3 separate regions of the Mus musculus genome follow, and regions 1 and 2 are each linked to region 3. A link is a loop called in an ENCODE intact Hi-C map of the cell type or tissue named here. Cell type or tissue: heart. All regions are shown on one strand.

Region 1 (5,000 bases), 240 kb after region 3:
TAGAAGCAATATTATCTGGGCTTTCATAAATGGATACCTCCGAGCTTTCCCACACCTGTGCCATCTGGCTATACCCATATCCCTGCCTATAAAAACACGTGTTTATCCTTGAGTATACCTGGGGCCAAAGGGGAGGGTGAGAGAGTGGGAGAACAGCACATTTATATACCCAGCAGGTTTTAGTAATACCCGAAAAGCATCAATGAATCTTCCTAAATTAGCCTAGGCAGCACCGTTGAGATTTCTGAGGCTGTAGGAAAACCTGCCCATGGTTAGTCAGGACAGGCAAGCTTCATTCACATGAGCGATACACAGGAGAGGATGCGAATCATTTGAAAACATGCATTCCTTCTGCAGCTTGGCCCTTTCCAGTTCATAGCTCTTTGTTTACCTGTGTTCTCATGTGTCCTTTAGTGTTAGGATTACCGTAGCCACCAAGACCTAATCTCAGGGAGACTACCACCCCATAGTCCAAGAATTCTTTTACTCTGCTAAAAAAAAAAAAAACAAAAAACCCGCAACTGACTGGGTCTGCTCTGCTCTGTGTAACCTGTGTTCAAGGGCTGTGTACTAGAAAGGCCCCATTCATAGCCTTTCATAATTGCTGGTGACCAGATGACCTCCGTCCATGGAAAATGAGAATAATTTGAGAACAGCTTTGTGAAATGCACGGGCCCCGACCTCAGCCAGTCTTTATGGGCTGAATTGTCTTCCTCGGATTCCCATGTTAAGGCCGTAATCCCTGGTGAGAAGGCTGTGGAGAGCTTTAAGGAGCAGTGGGTGTTACAGATGTCGGCAGGAATGTGGTTCTAATCCAGAAGCTCTGGAGAAAGGGAAGAGGAGAAAAGTGAGGAGAAGGACGAGGAGAGAGAAGAAAAGATCAGACTCTGCAGGCATATACCGAGAAAAGGCCATGAGGCATCGAACTGGTGCCAATCCATGAAGAGAAGTGTCAGAAAAAACTGACCTTGGCCTCCGGACTCCAGAACAGTGAAAACCTACTTTCTGTTGTGTTAGTTGACCGTGGTCCCAAACAGTCTCACAGGAAGATCCAGCTTAAGCTGGATCACTTCCAAAGTGTGGTCTTGAATGCCCAAGTAGGGGTGTATGTGTGTGTGTGTATATACAAGCACATGTATGCATGATACACATGTCTGTGAAGCACACATTGAGGGAAGAGATTATATTCTGCTCTAAAGCACACTCCTACATTTATTGCTCATTCATAGACAGTAGGTTTTCAGTAGCTTGATGGCCTTGGTTTAGTCAGTTGTGAAAGGACAGGTTCCGGCCCAAGACAAAGTTCTCAGCGCGAAGAAGCTGTATTTACTGAAAAGGAACAAAGGTCAGAGAATCAGAGACAAAGACAGGAGATAGAGGATGAGAGAGAAGGGGAAAGGACCAAGGGGGTGGGGGAGGGATATTTGTCCCCAAAGGACAAAGGACTTTCTCTGGATAGAGAGGAGACAGATCTGGCCCGTAGGCATATGGCGGCATAGGATGATGTGTTTAATTTTGATTGGACATGTTAATCACAGCAACCAAAAAGAGGCTTTTGAATGCCAGACTTCAGTACTATGCTAGCTGGACATTGGTAGTCAGCCTCAGGAGGAGACAGTGCCCAAATGAGGAAAGTGACTTTGGTGGCTAGCTTTAGGAATGTAATCTAAGAGATTTTAGCAAGGAAAAGGAGATGGGGAGGGGGAAGTGCAAGGCCACGTTTGTGATGCGTGGGTCCGCTAGAGCCCCTTTAGGCTCAAAAGATGAACAGAGCAGATTCTTGAATATAACGTTTCCTGGCCCAGAGTCTGGTGATGCCTGCAGCCTTTATAGGAAGATTCTCCATGATTTTGGGTAACTTGGGCTAAAACGTAAGACATACTATGAATTGCTCTCACATAAAGGGTAACGACAGAATCATTCATTTGGTTGAAACAGACGTGATTAGTGCTTGGAGCAGTTGGAAGGGGAACTCTTTCCTGTTTCTCTTTTATTTTAAAATATATTATACGCTGTTCATTTACTGGGAACTAATCTTCTAGCATATTTAAAGACTCCCTAACCACTGGAGGAGGGTACTACGCTGCCTTCTAACCTCAAGACACTGAACACATTCTTCTAACTCTGTGTATCAGGTTCCCAATCTGTAAAATGGGCCTGGTCATGGTACTCAAGTCTGAGATTGCTGTGGTGGTTAAATCAAACATTACACCCAAAATCCATAAATCAATGTCAGGCAGAGATTAGAAGCTTAATCGTTGACAGGTATGTGGGCACTGTATCAATACTGTTATTTTAGTGGTCATTTTATGGATCTAAACGCTAAATTTAAACTTACTCAAAGACATTGCCTAAAGTCACTCGGCTCACCAGTGTTACATTCAGGATTCAACTCCAGATCCATCCACCTGACACCAAAAGTCTAAGATTAGAATCATCCAACAGGTCCTCCGCTTTTCCAGCCAAAGAGATCCGACCCGCACACTCCTACAAACAGCTGGAAAGCATTCAGCGAGAAGAATTCTTAAGTTACTCTAAGGAGACTTGTTCCTTCCAGGCTGACATCTCTGCCCGACCTGAGCCATCAAACCCTTTCTTTGCCTTTCGCAGAGGCTCCTTTTTCTTCCTCCGTACTGATTCTGGGAAGGAAGAGCCGGCAACGAGATGAAAAGGGCAAATAAACACGTCCTGTGAGGATCCTATGAAAGGGGATTTTTGTTTTCCACTAGATACTGATAAAAAGATCAGACAGTCGTTTTGATGTTCCTCTCCCATAGTTAGGACTAGATTAAAGTGCGTGCATGACTCATGGAAATGACCCAGGCAGGAAAAAGGAGTCGCCTTGCTTTTTTGGATCTCTGGCCACGGTTTTTCCCCCGTGGGACCAAAACCAGCAGGGGTGGGCGGGTCCTGCGCCACCTGCTGTCAGCGGGCTGCGGAAACAAAGCTGGCTTAGGAATTTTCAGAACTTGGGGGAGTCTGGGAGAATGAGATTCGTTGGCCCCTCCTAGGGCTGCCATGTACCCCTTCTAAAAGAATTTTCTGCAATCAGTTTGTAAGCTTCTCGTCTACATTTTATCAGTTTTAACTTCCAAGTCTACCTTCACAGCAGGCTAGTCAATCCAGAAGGATGGACACACGCTTCAAAGATGCCCGCTATGATCCTGCCTCCTAGTTCAAGCCAGCTAGCAGGTTTGGGTTTGTATGTCCAACAGCTAAATCTCTGTTCCTTTATTGTTGTTACTGCTCTGTTGGAATCTGTCTAGTTTGTTTGGTTTTGTTGCTGTTTATTCAAAGACTGAAGGGTGGGGGGATCATCAGATTTCTCAGTCTGTGTTGCCCTGAGCCTCTGCCTGCAGAGACTTCCCCTCAGTCAGGAGTCATTCATTGGATGGCCTGAAAAGCCCAGGCTTGAACTCTGCTTACTCCCAGTGGATCTATTTCTGAATGTCCTTTCCTTGTTCACTCTGTTTTTCCCACTGTGGATTTGACATCTTGGAGGATCAGGTCGATCTGGAGTGCACCAGGCTGCCAGGCCAACTGGAGACCGTGCATAAGCTCAGGGGGCAGCCCCGACTCGGTTTGGACCATTTGAAGCCAGAAGCAGAAAATATCTGAGAATTCTGGATCTTTGAGAATCTTTGAGAGAAACCAAAAATAGTAGATCTCCTTCTTTGGTAGCGAAATGATTCGGTATTCAAAAGTTTGGACTAATTTGAATTTTCAAAGCAGTCAGTATAGACCTAAAGGAAACCCACGTGGGGTAGCATGCAGCTTGCCTGCTGCTAACGTGACCTTTCGGGTAAATTATACATCAGAGCCTAGTTCTTCCTACTTATTTCCTCTTCTCGTTGAACAGACAGCTGGATGCTATTTCTCAGGCTAACTTGCAGTTAGACTACAGAGAGAAGCCATAGACTCCATAGCCAGGCTCCTCCTCCATTTCCCCCACATACCTCTTCTCTGCCAGCCCAGGGATCAGACGCTGTAAGGATTTGGAGGAGAATCCCCCCCAGCTCACACCCACAGAGCCTCCAATTGTGCTCCAGTGAGAGACAGAAATCCTCTGGGATTTGGGGACCATTTATTTACAGCTATTAGCTGAACTGGATTCATGTAACATGTTGGGAACTTCCTTCTCCTTGTATATAAATAATGCTTTTAAGTCCATTTGATCTTTTAGTAGCGAAACTTCAAAAATAAGGAAAAAGCATGTTTTCCTCAGGCTGATAAGGTTAAGGAGGAGATAATGGTGATCTCTTCATATCCAAATTGTTTTCAATAAGCAATTTTACTGCTAAAGAAGACAGTTGTTGCATGGTATAAAAGCACTCTGGCCACCAAGACAGGACAAGTTAAAGATGTCTGGGCACGAGTCACACATTTGGCTGCGTCTCCAACAGCAGTCTTTCCTGTTGGGGTTTGACCCAAAGTCCTCTCACTTCTTCGTAGCTCGAATGCCCGGGTGCGGAGTAGAAGTTATACTGCTCCCTTGACCTCTTCTGAAATCTGTCTCTCTAACTTCTAGGTTCTTTAAAACTCCCTTCTACAGCATTTATTCCCACAGTGGAACACGGCGTTAGAACATTTTAAACATTCCATCTAAAATAATTTTCCCTCTTGGAAATGTGAATAATTTCTAAATGAGTAAGATGCATGGAGAGTGGATCCAGAGAAAACTGCAGAATGCAGTCTTCTGACCCCATGGCTTATAGTCAGAGGGTGGAACCCTGTTCTAGACAGCAGGCAAGTCCACTAGAAGGTAGGAAAATTACTGAAAATAGTAAGATGGCTTTTTTACGAATGTCGTTTTTCACTTGACTTAATATGCTAGCTGCAACATGCATACCTAAAATTTACTGGTAGAATCGGAAGATAAAGTGAAACTTGGTAGCCACTCAATTTGTAATTTCACTGGGTACCAAATAAGTTCCAAAGAGAGTAAGTAGCATAGAGCGCGCTATTGGTTATTTTTCTTGCTGTTGGGTTAAAATACCAGA
Region 2 (5,000 bases), 170 kb before region 3:
CTAGAAACATGAAGAACATGAAGACTATGGTGGAGGCTCTTCTGGGCTCAGGAGTCAGGGATTGGGTCTGTTCAGTGTGGGTACTAGGATCATATAATTTCTGTCAAATGACAGGTGCAATTTCCCTACGGCACGAGGACACGGCATCAGAAACAAAGCTTCCTAGAGCAACCTTGGTGACCAGCATATTTAAACGTGGGACTCTTACATGATCTCCATCTGGTCAGAAGCTATGTGGATCACACACGCTCTGTGATAACACGGCCCGGGAAGACACTCAATGCTTGATGATTTTAAGAACAGTACTAACTTAGTTACTAGGCATGGGCATCGTTTCAAAGCTCTCTTAGAGACATCTAAAGCTGTTAAGAACATTCAAGCTGTTAAGTAGCGAGTGCAAAGCATGGGTTTCCAGGCTGTTTTACACGAAAACATTACTGTTGCGGTCTCATAGAAGATTAACTGCATCATCAATGTCATCCCTTAAAAGACACAGAGCCACTCTCCATATTGGCGTGCAGGGAACTGGAGAGCATCAGGGGCTGGAGGGGGGCTAGGAGCGCCTGCCCAGGCTTGGTGGCAGTGCAGCCACAGTGACATCCTACACTGAGGTCCAACTCTCTAGCACAGGCCTCTTTGTGGGCACCTGGCCTACTTTGCCAAGAACCGGGGATAACATTACCAGAAATGCTTAATTTGTATCAACTCATGAAATTATGGCTTATTTCTCACTTTTGGACAGGGTCGCATATATCAGTTAAAACCCACTGTGACCAAGGATGGCCTCGAGCTGCCTGCCTGCCCAGCTTTCCCTTCCAAGTGCTGGGATCATCGCTACCCCTGGCTCACATTAGCTTCTGAGGGCTAATCTGAAAGTATAACTTTTGCCATAACCGAGTATTTTATAATTTTAAAACCATCTTCTCATGACTATTAGCTATTCGGTCAGTTAATATTCATTATTTAGGCATCTGTCATTTCAAGATATATCTTAAGCTCAAACAACAACAAAACAAATGACTGGACTCCTGTGAATTACACTTGGTGCTTCTGACTTCACACACACACAACACACACACACACACACACACACACACATTCTATACCACGTTCTAACTCCTTAAAGTTGTGGGTTTAAAAGATTTATTTGTGTGTGTGTATGTGCGTGCGTGTGTGTGTGTGTGTGTGTGTGTGTCTGCATGTGTCTGAGTACTGCCCATGGAGGCCAGAAGAGAGTGTCAGATCTCTCAGAACCCAAGTTACAGATGGCTGTGAGCTGCCATCTTGGTGTTGGGACCCAAACCCAGGTCCTCTGCAAGAGCAAAAATGCTTGTCACAGCTGAGCCATCTCGCCAGCCCCTGTAGTTGTATTAATTAGTTCATGATCTTGATATAAATCCTTTTACAGGCTGTATAATACAGAGGAACATGTCGCAAGTACGGATCAATTCAGCCCGTAGGTTACATATCCCTTAAAAATTACCAGATGCTTGTATAGTTCAGCAAAGTGGAAAATCTAAGATACATGCCAAGTAATTAATTAAGCCATGTTACCAAAAGTGTATCAACCCTCTAAAAATCATGACTACAAAATTATGAAATAGCATTCCTTAGCTAAGACGCTGGCATGTTTGCTAAGCGTCCATGTCTCAGCTTCTCAGCAGAGAGCACACTATTTATTATTAAAACCCTGAGACTGAAAAGGCCCAGGTGGATCGCACTCCTCCGTAGGTCTGGATTTGCAGGTGGATCCCAGGAATCCCTGCAGTGACAGGATCATCTCAGTAACAGGATCATCTCAGTAGCAGCCCCACCCCTGAGAGTGCAGCTCCCAGTAGATCATGGCCCCAGCCACATGCCATATGTCACTCTCCCTAGTCACTCTTTAGAATAGTTCTCTTCTTCTCTGCCAATGTGTCCATCATGAGACGAGCCAGTTGGTTGGGACACTGAAACGTGCAAAGTGCTGTTTAGATGGTGTTAGGAGCATCCTGGCTGCCGGCTGCCCCTTTACTGCAAGATGAACCAACTAGAGCTGACTGCCTTGTCTGGAAAACCCGAAGGTCACAGGAAGGGAAGGGGATCAGGAAAAACGACGCTTTGCTCGGTAGGGGGCGCTCTTTCCTTAAAAATGTAATTTAGACGATTATTAATAGCAAAGGTAGCCTGCCCACAAATCACTTCGAACAGAAGCAGCACTCACTCTGACATCCTGCCCCAAATATAGCTGGAGTCAAGGTCTTCCTAAGTATGCCTTCCTCACCTCAGGGGCACCCTGAAGCCGTCCTAAGTGCCAGTGTCTTTTCACTTTTGATGACTCAGCAGGATCACACTTCTATGGCTTTACGCTGGCAGGGCTTGACTCATGACTGTCGGGTGCGTGCTTCTAAACCTCCCGTCGGAACCACTTTCCAGTTTTAACAACAACCGTGTACTGGGCGAGAGTGTGACAGAAACTATTATTCCCACTAAACCAACAGCGACTCCTTCGTGAGCACGCGGGTCAGCCAATGCTCTCTGTCAGGAACAGCAATCTCACTTAACTCTCAGTCAGGCTGATAACGGACGACACAGTTCTAAGCCTCAAGACTTTCAAACTGAAACATGAAAACCACTTGGCAGTGTTCTGATAGAACCTGAGTTTTCCTAGCACGAGGGAAGGGAGAACAAAAGCTAACCCTACCATGCTCTCCCGAGGTGTGTCCCCCCAGGACTGGTGCCCGTGCTCCCTTCATGCAGTGCTCCCTGGGGCACGGCGGACTTTTTTTTTTAATTGGAATTATTCCTTTGAAGGGAGAGTGTTTTGCCTGCATGTCCATAGGCGCATCCGGAGTGTGCTTAAGTACCGGAGGAGGTCAGAAGAGGGTACTGGAGTTACAGTTAACTGGGACCGGAGTGAATCAACAGTGCTCTTAACTGATGAGCGGCCCATCTAGACCCCCTCAGCCCCACCCCTTTTATCAGCCTATGGGCTCACATTTCCAAGGCCCTATGGTCAGTCACCCCATACTGCCCTAGACACTAACTGAGCTCCCCTCAGGCTACAGCCCCTGTAACAGTGCAGAGAACCTTCCTCCAGCCTCCTCAGCACACAGCTCCTCACTCGTCTGTCTGTCCCTACCACCAGACTGGGAATGAAGACAGAAGTGGGTTTCAAGTCTACTATCACTGTCTTACTAGAAAGGTTGGCACAAGGGATGGACTAGGCAAGTACATGCTGAGTAGGGTGGACTGTCCTCCTCGGACTGGGTCTACCTGAGGGCAAGATTTGTCTTACTCAGCTTTCAGTTTACAAGCAGTGCTAACGGATGCCCCTGGTATTTGCAGATGCTTGTGAAGGAAAAAAAAATGCCCTTCCTTCCTGTAGGAGCCTCCGAACCAAAAAGATCCTTCTCTGGTAGAAACATCTGCTGTGCCCTGAGGGGCGCTGCATGGAGAAGGGAGGTCAGATGCTAGGCAAGAGGTTTAAAGAGACAGAATTTGGCCCCAGGAAAACACCAAGGCAGGATTAGCAAGAAACCACCCTGAGTCCAGATCATTTGTCCTTAGTCAGGGGGCTTTCCCATTGCTTGAAACTTGCCCATGTGATCTAGTTAATTTGATTTTCCTGAAGTTAGTGACAAAACACAGCCCCGAGGAAGATCCAAGAGTCTGTGTCGGGGAGGCGGACAGCTGTGCCGTCTCAGCCAAGCAACCTGGGAGGCAGTGGAGAACTAAGGCAGTCAGGGGGGTGGTGTCCAGGGATGGCAAGTGCAGGAACTGCGAACCCAGACACAGGGTAAGATAGAGCTGGCAGGAAGCAAGCAATGCTGTCTGCACATAGTAACTGTATGGGTGGTGGGCTTTCTTATGACATTTCATACATGTGTGTAATATACTCTGATGTCCACCACTACCCTCCCGATACCTCATCCCACTGGCCCCCTTCCTATCAAATAGTCCTCTTTCTACTTTGGGGCCCGTGTGTGTATGTCACTCACACACACACACACACACACACACACACACACACACACACAATTCCACAGAAGAGAGAAAATATGCCGTATTTATCTGAGTCCTGCTTACTTTAACATCTGTGCATTTTCCTGCAGACAGCATGGCTCCGTTTTTCTGTGTCCGAATAGAATTGCCTTGCGTATGCTGACAGCACGCTTTCTTTACCTCGTCATCCACGGATGGGCGCCTAAACTGGCTGTCTACCTTGCAGAGAGTGTAGATAACTCTGCTGTATTCTGACTTAAGACTCTTTAGGAATCTGCTGGGGGTGGGACAGCTGGATCACACAGGAATTCTGCTTGTGTTTGTCTAAGGAACCTCCACGCTGGCTTCCACAGTGGTTAAACTAGTTAACATTCCTACCGGCAGGCCACAGCCCCCAACTCAGCTGCAGGTGCTGGTTTCCCAGAGGCAGGAATCTCAAAACAGCCTTTCCTTTTGGGTTTTTAAGACAGTGTCGTCTTACGTAGCTAAGGCTGGTCTTGAACTCACTATGTAAGTGAGGATGACCTAACCTTCCTCCTCCTATACTCCCCTCTGCTGGGGTCACACCCATACACTACCATACCCAGCTCCGTGGAGTTTTGGTTTGCACTTCTCCAATGGTTATGGATACTGACATTTTTCCATGTTCAGCATGTTCACCTGCTGGTCATTTGTATTTCTTTTGAGAGCCGCCTACTCATTTGTGTAACTATTGACCGGGTTATTTTTATGAGTCTTAGTTCTTTATATATACTAGGTATTCACTCTGTCAATGAGCAGCGGGGGAAACATGTTGTGGGAGCTTTTCTAATTCTTGTAGTTATCTTCTGAGCCACTGCAGACCATTCAGGAAGTCTTGTCTACGTTATATCTTAAAGCAATTAGGTCCACGTTAAGGCCTCTGATTCACTCTGGAGTGGTTTGGTACAAGGTGAAAGGCCTAGTTTCAGTCTGAGTGTGGATATACGGTTTTCCAGCACCATTCTGGAAAAGCCTCTGTAAATTAAGAGAAAACA
Region 3 (5,000 bases):
TGGAGTCCCTGTTGAATGGAGGCTGATGAGTACTGAATGTTGAATGATAGCACCTCTTCCTTGCTCCACAGGTTTTCTAGATGACCACTCCCTTTGAAATGCCTAGAAGAGGGTTCACATATCAGTGATATAGGCACCACAAAAGCAAGGCATGCAAAGTCCTGGCAAATCCTGTGTTTGGGTCTTGTCCTTTCTTGTTCAGAGTTTAGCGCCTCTGTCTGGGTGTCACTGGGGTGATTTGCATCTTGTTGTTGCTAAAGATCTCAGCCGTGGGTGTTTTGCAGTTTAGGCTCACTTCTGTTGGAGGAAGAAGAAATGGTACAATACAAACCGAGCAAGCTTGCTACAAAAGATGTTAATCCTTTGTTAATGAGGAATGATTTAGGACAACAACAAGTTAAGTCAGTGTCTCCAGGCAAGGTTTGCGATTGTGTTATCTGAGAAACAGAATGCAGAGATCTACTGAAGCAGATATACCATGCAATTTGGCTCTAGAGATTCTGGAAGCTACAGAGTTCCATGGACTACCACACTTAAGCTAGAGAAACAGGACAGCTCGTGGTGTAGTGTCAGTCCAAACCAGAGGAAGGACAGAAGGAAGGAGACAGCAGGTAGGACAGCTCCAACAGAGGAAGTGAATTCTTTCCTTTTTTGCTCTAACTAGCCATCAAGGGCCGTATATACCTATCTACATGCTACGCTTGATAATGTTAGCCTGCAGAGGTGAGAGCATCTTCTCTAGTCCATCTCATAAAACACTTGCCTTCTCTAGACATAGTGAGAAACAACCTTTTGTCAACTCTCTGGGCATCCCTTAACCGAGTCAAGTTCACACATAACAATTCAGTTCAAGCTGAGAAACCATGAGAGTGTCCAGTGAGGAGAATCAGTTCCTAACTTGTTAGCATGGTGAATATGGGGTTTTAAAGCTCAGGGCGTAGTGCCTGAAGAAAAGCCTGCCCTGCTGAGGAGGGGAAGAAGGCTGACGAGCAGCAGGTCGTTGTGAACATAAAGTTTCTGTCCAGTCTGATTGAGTGGGATTAACTCCGCATCTGGGACCTTGCAATCTCCTGTTGCTCTCATTTCCCTACCTCTTTGCTTTACTTCCTCACAGCCTCCTGGAACCCTGAGGAATTTATTAATGAGGTCCAATTATGAGAAACGTCAGGGTTTTAATCAACTTTGGATGTATGGCTGACGGGTCCCGCTCAGCCCCCTCTGAGAGAATGCACATTAAACAGGATTTGCTATGAATTACAGAGTTGATTTCCCTGCTGTTCGGCAATTTCAGTCCTATAGGCCCTTCCCCACCATCCATAGCACCCCCTCTCCCCCTCCTACCTCCTCTTCCTCCCCCACCCCCACTGTCACACAACAGCAGATTTCAGCTGACCCCCCTGTCCCCATTTTGAAACTACAGGATAAGCAGAAAGCTGCAGACTAGCAGCACTGGCTGGCTTCTGTCTCAGACCTCCCGTTCTTCACTTGTGGCTTTCAGCTAGGTGCTATGGAGAGACTTTTCCTGGCCATTTCCACCCTGCTCTCTGGGGTAAATAGCCTGTTTCCTCTTCCGGGCTATTTTTGAAGACAGATTAGAGACTTGACAAAAACACTTGGAATAACTCTTTAAGCAGGTTTTCCAGACACCAGCGGAAAGAAACAAAGACTTGGGTGAGAGAATAAGAGAATAATACTGTTCTGTTTACCATTCCTGATGCTTCAAACCTCACAGAACAAACTGTGGGTCCTTTCCGACCGACCATGGAAAAGGCAAGTTTCCAGGGCGTGGTCTCCTGTGCCTCCCTTTGCTCTGGGAGTTCCAGCCTCCCTTCTGCTGCTATGGGAATGCCACACGTGGTATTCTTTTGGTCATTTCCTCTCCTGGGAGAAGAAGGCCCGGCTCCACCCTGTGTGGTTTCACAAAACGATGCTAGGCTCCTGGGAGCCTGTGGCAGTGAACTGCTAACATCCTCCTAACTCCTGCAGGGGTAAAGAGCCTCTGCTCAGCTGATTAAACATTCTTCAAGGGAAGACTTTTAAAGGGACCATTGCACAGTGTGGCTAGGTTTTCCATAACCAAGCATTCTGTTTTTACACGGTGGGAGGTGCAGTTTTTGCTTTGTATTTAAATGAAATGAAGTAGGTTAGAAGATTGGCTTACAGAGGTGGGAATTTCAGCTGCTAAATAGTGCATTGATTAAAACTAAAAAAAAAAAAACGAGCAAAAATTATGTTAGGCACAAAGGCAACAAACCTCGAAATGTCACCAATTCCTCCTGATTTTCCTGTGTTTTGCTCTTCTCTGCATTTCAGATGATTTATATCTTCCCTGTATGTTTTATGGAAGCACTGTGGCATGGAGCAACATTGTTTATTTCTCCTTAGGGACGTTGCTGTCATGATGGACATTTGATGTTGGCCATGTTGGAAGCTTTCCTGTGTTTGAAACTGACAAATGTTACAAATCAGGGTTTGACCTATTTATTCGTGTATGGCTTGTCTGGAATCTAGATTTAGGAAAATGATGGAGAAAGTGTGGGAAAATCTGAGTTAAAACTTTATGTCTACAGCTGAGCATGGTGTCTCAAGCCTGGAGCGCTAGCACTTGGGATGGTGAGGCAGGAGGATTGCAAATTCCAGACCAGCGTGGGCTGCATAGCAAAAGCTCATCTAATTTATTTTAAAAGTCTGATGACAGGAGACGTTTAGGGGATCAGAAAGGGGATGTTGGTGGCCAAGTGAGGATAGTAGGGGGGTGGGGTGGGATATAATCAAAATGTATTACATGTCTGTGTGACAATAGCAATAAAAGAGGTGTTCCTGGTAACTAGCTTTAATTTGTGCATTTACAGTTGAGTCGCAGCCAAAACTGAGAAAATATCAATTCTGTTCTTGAAAGCTCTTGATTTTTTTCAAGGAAGTCAGTTGTGTCTCCAGCCTGTGCTGATTCGTGTTCTTCTTACCTAGAGAAAATGAGCACCTCAGAGTCCCATCAGAACTCTCCCCGGTGAGCTGGTTGTTAGACAGCTCCCAGACCTCCACCGAAGGGAAAAATGGCCTTTGATGTCATGGGGGAATGTCTTATCTCTTTTTTCTGGTTGTTTCTCTGTAATAGGCTTATGTTCTTAAGTCCTGATAGTCCAAGAGGCTGAAGCCACATGTATTAGGAACTTCAAAGGTCGTGCTGCCCAGTCTCCCTTCACCAGATGGCCTGGAAGAAGGTGCTTTCTCTATTTAGTCCCAGCTGGAAGATGCTATGAAGGACGCTGGTGTGACTTGTGTGACGTGGCCAGGAGAGCAGATTTCTCCCCTAGGCTCAATGACAGCACATAGTAGCTGTGTACACCAGCTATGTGAGTCTTGTTAAGACCATGTCTGCGGGGGGATGGGAGTGGGCCCATGCTGCTAAAAGGAAGAGGTGCTTTGGTAGATGAAGTGAGAGTCTTTTGGCCAAGTGAGTTTAGGCTCATCATTTTATTGTTTGAGTTTCAGTGAACAGAGAAATATTGTAGTCCATCTCATTGGGTTCTTGATTAAGTCAAATAAGGCGCAGGTTTACCTTAGTTGGGGGTTACCATTGTTGTCGTAAAACACCATTACCAAAAGGCAAAGGATAATATATATATTTCAGCTTCCGTTCCCATGATCATCACTGAGATAAGTCAGGGCAGGAACTCAAACAAGCCAGGAACTTAGAAGCAGGAGCTGATGCAGAGGCCATGGGGGGATGCTGCTTACTGGCTTGCTCCTCATGGCTTATTCAGCCTGTTCAAAGGACAAGCTGGTGGGGGACATAGTCTCTCTTCTAAAATGTCTCTGGCTTGTGTCACGTTTACATACACCAGCCAGCACAACGTAGTATTTCACATACAGAAATTCTCCGATTTATTGCTATTATAGCGTTAAGTTCAGGTGACATTTCCTAGACCACAAGTTTTGATAGGGCAAGCGTCTTCCCAATGTTTACACCAGTTTTAGCATCCCATGCAGTTTTTTTTTTTTTAACATAATGGGCAAAATCCCCATTTAACCATTAACATGTTTACTTAAGAGCTCCTATAAACCAACTATTCTCATTCCCCATTAACACAAGAATGGGAATCACATTCTTGGTCTCACATGTTATCAAGAAATTCTGAATATATATATATCCATCCTTGACTAGCAAGTAAGAATGTGTAACTGGGAAACCCTAATGTTTTCCTGTCTACAAACCAAGCAACGATAGATAGTAAGAGTCCTCTGTGATCTTTGATCTAGGACATGCTTGCAAATTTAGTCACCTGCTGGAAACATTTCCCATTGGTTTATTTTTGAGGAGGTTGTTCTTTTACTGCTTGTAGTTTTACTTAAGGGAAAGGTAGCCATTAGTGATTGGCCATTGTTTTATACGTATGTTCAACAGGGGACTGGAAAAAGCCATGGACTGTAACCCTAGTCTTGGAAGCCAGACCGAACTGTTATCTCCAGTTAGCCCCACCCAGGTTCCTTTAGCCCTGGGTGAGGCAGCTTTGGCCCCGATCCCTGGGGCTTGCTTTGTTTATTTTTGTTTTTAGTCTCTGAAAGAAAATGTACCATTCTCAGTTCCTACACTTATTTTGCATCTTCTCTTGTCATATTAGTGCAGAGTTCCTATACTCAGTGTTCAGAGGTCAGAGGTCCCCTTTTTCTCTTCTTTCTTTCTTTCTTTCTTTCTTTCTTTCTTTCTTTCTTTCTTTCTTTCTTTCTTTCTTTCTCTCTCCCTTCCTTCCTTCCTTCCTTCCTTCCTTCCTTTCTTTCTTTCTTTCTTTCTTTCTTTCTTTCTTTCTTTCTTTCTTTCTTTCTTTCTTTCTTTCTTTCTTCTTTTGGTTTTTCGAGACAGGGTTTCTCTGTATAGCTCTGGCTGTCCTGGAACTCACTTTGTAGACCAGGCTGGCCTCGAACTCAGAAATCCGCCTGCCTCTGTCTCCCCAGTGCTCGGATTAAAGGCGTGCGCCACCACGCCCGGCTGGTCCCCTTTT

The links. Peaks named below come from ENCODE experiments on the same cell type or tissue, not always from the same donor. Only the 100,000 strongest peaks of a DNase experiment are listed, where the experiment ranks them.
Region 1: it touches region 3 in a loop (3-fold over the local background); 4 of 42 quality-filtered maps call a loop at or near these places.
Region 2: a loop joins it to region 3, with 2.2 times the contacts of the local background. A loop is called at or near these places in 3 of 42 quality-filtered maps.

Annotation. Positions count from the first base shown.
Region 1 is chr13:112,194,140-112,199,139 of GRCm38, forward strand. No RefSeq gene overlaps it. Among named protein-coding and RNA genes, the nearest start is that of Gm33849, 10 kb to the left of the region's middle. In heart, a CTCF peak has its summit at 2,926 (motif pointing left); a DNase peak (open chromatin) is centred at 2,922; H3K4me3 peaks cover 625 bases; H3K27ac peaks cover 731 bases.
Region 2 is chr13:111,786,221-111,791,220 of GRCm38, forward strand. The region is part of intron 1 of Map3k1 (mitogen-activated protein kinase kinase kinase 1); the gene reads right to left. Among named protein-coding and RNA genes, the nearest start is that of Map3k1, 20 kb to the right of the region's middle. In heart, CTCF peaks have their summits at 2,103 (motif pointing right) and 2,854 (motif pointing right); DNase peaks (open chromatin) are centred at 1,830, 2,171 and 2,980; H3K4me3 peaks cover 1,193 bases; H3K27ac peaks cover 1,726 bases.
Region 3 is chr13:111,952,846-111,957,845 of GRCm38, forward strand. No RefSeq gene overlaps it. Among named protein-coding and RNA genes, the nearest start is that of Gm15322, 40 kb to the right of the region's middle. RefSeq lists an enhancer at 55-2,726. In heart, a CTCF peak has its summit at 1,975; DNase peaks (open chromatin) are centred at 1,496, 1,886 and 4,466; H3K4me3 peaks cover 253 bases; H3K27ac peaks cover 1,744 bases.